Regions from separate parts of the Homo sapiens genome. Here region 2 is linked to region 1. Evidence: chromatin contacts called from ENCODE Hi-C or POLR2A ChIA-PET data. All regions are on one chromosome and are shown on one strand. The core of a region is the stretch at or near the end of the contact, and the rest is flanking DNA. Distances in the headings are between cores, read along the strand shown.

What was found. Hi-C counts contacts between places; a loop is a spot of excess contacts on that map. ChIA-PET counts read pairs that join two places held with the same protein, here RNA polymerase II (POLR2A). Pooled maps may share reads with other maps.
Region 2: a loop to region 1 is called in a pooled map, with 4 times the contacts of the local background. The contact joins two enhancer-like sites. A Hi-C loop is called at or near these places in 6 of 168 maps with a recorded cell type or tissue (HepG2, MCF 10A, PC-3 and 3 more) and 3 of 50 pooled maps. POLR2A ChIA-PET finds 5 or more read pairs at or near these places in 1 of 52 experiments (SK-N-SH).

The regions. Positions count from the first base shown.
Region 1 is chr11:103,530,892-103,533,892 of GRCh38, reverse strand. No RefSeq gene overlaps it. Among named protein-coding and RNA genes, the nearest start is that of MIR4693, 320 kb to the left of the region's middle. Within about 2 kb of position 1,297, at least 3 of the 41 ENCODE cell types and tissues checked have a DNase peak (open chromatin) inside an H3K27ac peak, as active enhancers do; they include endothelial cell of umbilical vein and mammary epithelial cell, where a contact is called at or near this core.
Region 2 is chr11:103,607,982-103,610,904 of GRCh38, reverse strand. No RefSeq gene overlaps it. Among named protein-coding and RNA genes, the nearest start is that of MIR4693, 240 kb to the left of the region's middle. Within about 2 kb of position 1,369, at least 3 of the 41 ENCODE cell types and tissues checked have a DNase peak (open chromatin) inside an H3K27ac peak, as active enhancers do; they include endothelial cell of umbilical vein and mammary epithelial cell, where a contact is called at or near this core.

The sequences.
Region 1 (3,001 bases), core at 48-2,547:
CTCAGTGTGTATTCTTGGCACCCTTGTTGAAAATCTGTGGACCATGCATACATATGTAGGTTCATTTCTGGGCTCTCTCTTTTTGTTCTGTTGGTTGATACATATATAATAAGGCTAGAAAGGTGGGTATGGATATGTGACTGAGATAAAATGTAACATTTGGCCAGGTACAGTGGCTCATGCTTGTGCACTGTGGGAGGCTGAGGCAGGTGGATCACTTGAGGCTAAGAGTTCGAGACCAGCCTGGCCAACATGGTGATAACCTGTCTCTATGTAAAATACAAAAACTAGCCAGGCATGGTGGTGCATGCCTGTAATCCCAACTACTTGGAAGGCTGAGGCATGAGAAAGGCTTGAACCCGGGATGCAGAGGTTGCAGTCAGCCAAGATCACACCACTGCTCTCCAGCTTGGGTGACAGAGTCTCACTCTATCTCAAAAAAACCACAAAAAAACAAAAAAGTAATACTTGAGATGCAACCACACATAGAGGGGAGGAAGGAAATGTGCTTGGTGGGATAGTATTTCTATTGGAAATCAGCAAAGGGATGAAAGAGGGCAGTTATAGAAGTTGATACATAAGAAAAGTCAGAAGCCAGAATGAGGAGGGCTTTGAATGCCACAAAAAGAGGTCTGTACTTAACTCATTAGACAGTAGGAAGTCATGAATAGTTTCTAAGTGGGAAAAGAACATGATAAAAGCCATGATCGGAAAGTTGAGTCCAGTGACCATTTAGGAGGTTATTGCAAGAATCTAGAAAAATAGAAAAGAGGTCTGAACCAAAGTGAGAAATGTGGGGATAGAGAAGGGGAATAAAGCTCTGGAGGAATGAGTGGAACCAGGGCTGCCTGAGGGCAAGGATCCTGCCAATTTGTCTGAATGTGTCGATGGCTGGGGAAATAGTAGGTATTTAACAAATGTTTGTTGAATGAAGAAAAGAGGAAAAGAGGGGAAAAAAATGAAAAAATAATATCTAGAAGTAGTAAGATGTGTGGTGAACTGTTACATGGGACAATTCAAAATTAGGGTGGAAGTTTTCCTACATGCTAGGGAAGAAAATGTTCATGCAATTTCTTGCATCGATCCATGTTTAAAATGTGTGTGTTTCTGTGTGTGCACACAAGTGCACTGAATGCAGAAATTGGTTTGTAATAACTAGCGAATGAAATCTTGTAAATGGTGACTCCGAAATCATCCCTATAAACTCTGCATTGACATCTACTGCATTTTTCAAAGATGATGTCAGAGCCACTTACTCCTAATCTTGGAATGCAACATTCACCAATTTTATTTCCTGTCCCAATTCCAAGACCAAACCTTCAGAGAAAAAGGAATTATTTTTCCTATGGAATTTACCAGCCAGTGCCACTCAGATTGCAGAATTATAAAAAAGGAAGACCTAGAACTTCAATTCTATACTTTTGTAGTTTTGCAAGCATGAATAAATCACTTATTTTCCTCCTCTATAAAATGGAAATAACCCCTGCCTTGCAGAGTTGTTGTGAGAACAGAATAGAATGATGCTGTAAGGGAAACAAGTGAGATGACCAAGACTTACAATATCGTTCCCCACACCAGGCCTTGTTCTGTGTTGTCCATATGCTGACTCATGATCCTAGGTTAGGTGCTGTTATCTTCCCATTCTACATTTTAAAAAGCTTTATAGTAAGTAAAAATGCTTAATGGCTCTGATGATTATTTTTCTTATAAACTTTATCCCCTAAGATAGGTAGACCTTTAGTTTTGCTGCCATTCTATTGTATCACCACACTCTCCCACCCCTCTGAATATAGTGTAACATGGGGCAAGAGAATGTCTTACAATTGCTTTAGTACAAGACTTTAATAACTAAAACAAAACAAAATATAAAAATTTAAAAATCCTAAAAGCACCCTACAGTTATCCCTCCTGTGGTTACCGTAGAGTCCATTTTCCTGAGTCTAATCTCTTTTAAATAGAAAGAGGATGTGAGGCTCAAAGAGATTTATAGGGGTATTGTAGTTTTGATGTAATATTAAGAATATTTTATTCCTAGAATTGCAGGGTCAAAGAGGACAGATTTGCTGAGAATAACTTCCCCTCAAAAGAAAATCACCAGGAGCAGAGAGACAACTAGATTATTCTTCCCAAGAATAATCTAGGACCTCTTTCTGGTCCTGATAATAATCCAGGACCTCTTTCTGGTCCTGATCCTGATGCCCTGGGTGAGCCCAGGAGGGCTCAGCAGAGAAGAAGGGGGCTGGCAACCAGAATGAATAGCTATGTTCTCACAAACCTGCAGACACGATTTCCTGGGAAGACAAAAGTGATGATCCAAGACTGCTACAGCCATGATAGGAGATGAAAGTACGAAGTGTGGAGGGATGGAGAGCTGGCTTAGAGCAGGAGGGAGACACCAGAAGGTTCCTGAGCCCTAGGACAGGAAAGATTCTTACCCACTCTTGGGTGACTGTGAGTGATCTGAGGATGATGCTGATGTGAAACTGAAGTCCCACGGATTTGACACTTAAACCTCTTTCTAAAATTTTGGGCTTGTGCCTTGTAGCTCAGGTATCCAGTGCAGTACCTACACTTTTCCATAAAAGGGACCTCAGTTTTTTGCACCAAAAATGACTTGGTTATAGACAGAGAAGGAGAGAAGGAGATATGGAATGATGTGCTGAAAACATGGCCCTTGCTGCATTTAGCTTCTCACCCCACATCCTCTCCTGTTTTCTTCTGGTTCTGATGACCAGATCCCCTACCTCAGAGATTATGCCTCCCCCATACCTGAGGCAAGCTCCCAACCACAGGGACTGGATTCTTAGCATTGAGGCTCCACCTCAATGCTTTTGGAGGAAAGCATTGACAGGGACCACACAGGCTCTGCCTTTGAAAAGCTTATAAAAGTCCTATGCTAGTGGAAAAGTAAAATGAGCATTTGACTGGGAGAGGGCCTAGATTCTGGTCCTCATCCTGATGCTTTCTAGAAATTGGCTTGGAATCATTTATTTAACATCTT
Region 2 (2,923 bases), core at 120-2,619, 77 kb before region 1:
TGATGTGTGGTATTGGAGTACTTTAATATTTTGATCTCTTGAGTGTACCCACCAACATTTTAGTATTAAAAATAAAAGTTTAAAAAGATGAATGCAAACCATTGCTCTACAATGTCTGTATTTTCCCCTAAAGAACCATTCTATGCCATTCTCTGAGCCTAATTCATTATTTTCATCCTTCCTTCTAAAAATTACATTCTTAGCTATCCCAGTTAATTCCCAGAACTGTATCTCTCCCAAAGAAAACAGCCAGCAGCTGACCAATTTCTTACTCAATACTGTGCAAAAAGTCATTTTGGAGGCTCCCTTAGTAGAAAGGAAAGGTACTATGTATCCCTACTGTATTAGTCCATTCTCACATTCCTATAAATAAATACCTGAGACTGGGTAATTTATAAAGTAAAGATGTTTAATTGGATTATGGTTCCACAGGCTGTACAGGAAGCCTGGCAGTATCAGCATCTGGTGAGGCCTCAGGGAACTTTCAATCATGGCAGAAGGTGAAGAGGGAGCAAGCACTTCACATGGCTGGAGCAAGAGAAAGGCGAGGGGAGATGCTACACACTTTTAAAACAATGAGATCTTATGATAACTCACTCACTATCATAAGAACAGCACCAAGGGGATAGTGCTACACCATTCGTGAGAACTCTGCCCCCATGATCCAATCACTTCCCATCAGGCTCCACCTCCAACATTGGGGATGACAGTTAAACTTTAGATTTGGGCAGGGACACAGATTCAAACCATATCACCTACAATAACTCTTACCATGCTGTTGGCAAAACCAAAGGAGTCAGTAGAGTCTGGAAACATCTCCAAATATTATACAATTTTTCCATGAAGAGATATTGGCCAAGAGGCCAGAAAGGAAGGATATCTTAAATGCATCTGTAGATATTAAGATAATTGTGTGTATTATTGCATAACAGAGAGGGAATAATGAAGGCTAGAGGATAAACATGTTCACATAGATTCCCTGTTAGTGGCCTTTTTCCCCACGTAGGAGGGGAACTCATCCTCACAGAACTACACAGAAGGGAGTTTAAGGTGTATTTCTCAGGCATTGGATAAGAGGTTTTGAGGATAGCAGAGTCCAGGGCCCACTCTGTTGGCTTCCCATTTGCCTTAGTTATTAAATCATCACCTTTTGGTTCCAAACTCATTCAAGACTACTACTTTGCTTCACAATGAGGGCTGGGACTCAGAAAACCACATTTCTGTTTTGCCAGCTAGTCCTGTTAGACTCTGCCAGTAGGGGGACTGGGGAGGACTGCAAGGCTGGAGAAGGAAAGAGAACATGTTCTTTTCTGTGTGCTCCTGGTTTCCTGTGGTCTTCCCATTACTGTGAGTAACACCTCAGGAATGTTCTTCATCTCAGCAGCAACAGTTCCTAGTAATAACTGAATTGGTGTTTCCTTTTTCCAACACTTACAGAACCAGCTTCATCATGCCTCCCCACAAAACCTCCAGTACCAACAAAGCCATACCCTCTCTTTGGAGATCTGGGACCCCACAGGGTCCCTCCTTCAAGTTTGAAAGTGTTCATAGTTCTAACCTGTTACCTGTGTTCTTTCAGCCCCAGGGGTGGTAGCATAGCTGCTTCCTGCAGTAGCCAACTCTATAGCACCTAACTTTTCACCACTTTAGTTACGTATTGACAACTTACTTACAACCTACTTAGGGCATTCCTTTTCTTTTTTTCTTTTTCTTTTTCTTTTTTTTTCTTTGAGACAGGGTCTCTCTCTCTCTCTCTCTCTCTGCCAAACCAGGCTGAGAGAGTACAGTGGTACAATCATAGTTCACTGCCACATGGAACTCCTGAGCTCAAGAGATCCTCCCATCTCAGCCTCTGGAGTAGCTAGCACTACAAGTGCATGCCACCATGTGCAGCTAAATTTTTTTTAACTTTTTGTAGAGACGGGGTCTTACTATGTTGCCCAGATCCATTCTTTGTTCTAATAACAAGTGTGGTTTCTCTCTCCTGCTTGGACCCAGACTGATGTACCTCTGAAATGGTCGTTTCAATGAACAAATAGATACTTGGGATGTACCAAACGTTAATAACTGATTTTTTGGAGCTGGGTGATTCTGCTAAGCCATGTGGTACTTGTGAGTCACCAGCAGTGGCAGTGGCTAAAAAATGCTACAGTGAAATGGAGTCACACCACCTTAAAAAAGCCTTTCAAGTCATACAATATTTGAATTGTTTACTTACCCGTAACTACTGGACTGCAAGCTCTATGAGGTGAATGATGATGTCCTGTTGATAGTTTTATCTTCAGTTTCAATGTGTACTTGTTGAATAAGTAAATAAATGAATGAAAAATTTAAGCATTTAATGTAGTTTTAGATGATAGCAAATTTAACCACATATTCAAGGACCTCCTTCCGCAATAAAAGTTTAAAAATCAGGTTAAAATGGAAAAGAATCCCTTTATAAATTTAAGGGTGAACTTTCCACATTCCTTTTTATTCTACAATTTCTGCTCTCCCTCAGTTTCCAGACATCATTGTGAGCTCTTTAGGCCCTCGGTTCTTTCAACATTTTTAATTACCTTAAAACATCCTTCAACTCTAGCAGTCTTGGCAATCTTATTATCTCGAAGGGACAAGGAGCAAAGATTAGTAGATTAGTTGTTTTATCATTTAAGTAATGAGAATTTTACACTTCTCTAAAGAGATTTATGAGAGTAATTAGTCTAAGCAGGAGTTTTCAGCATGAATGTTACTAGGTGTAATAATTAACCCTAGCGGGGTGAGTTACTGCCTAGTAACTTGACAATCATTGAGGATGGCATGAAATTTCAGTTTTAGGCATTTGGAAATATTTATAAATATGCATTACTAATAAGCATTTAATAAAACACTAAATTTAATTATAAAAACATCAATATAAAACAAAGTATTGGCAAGTTTCATG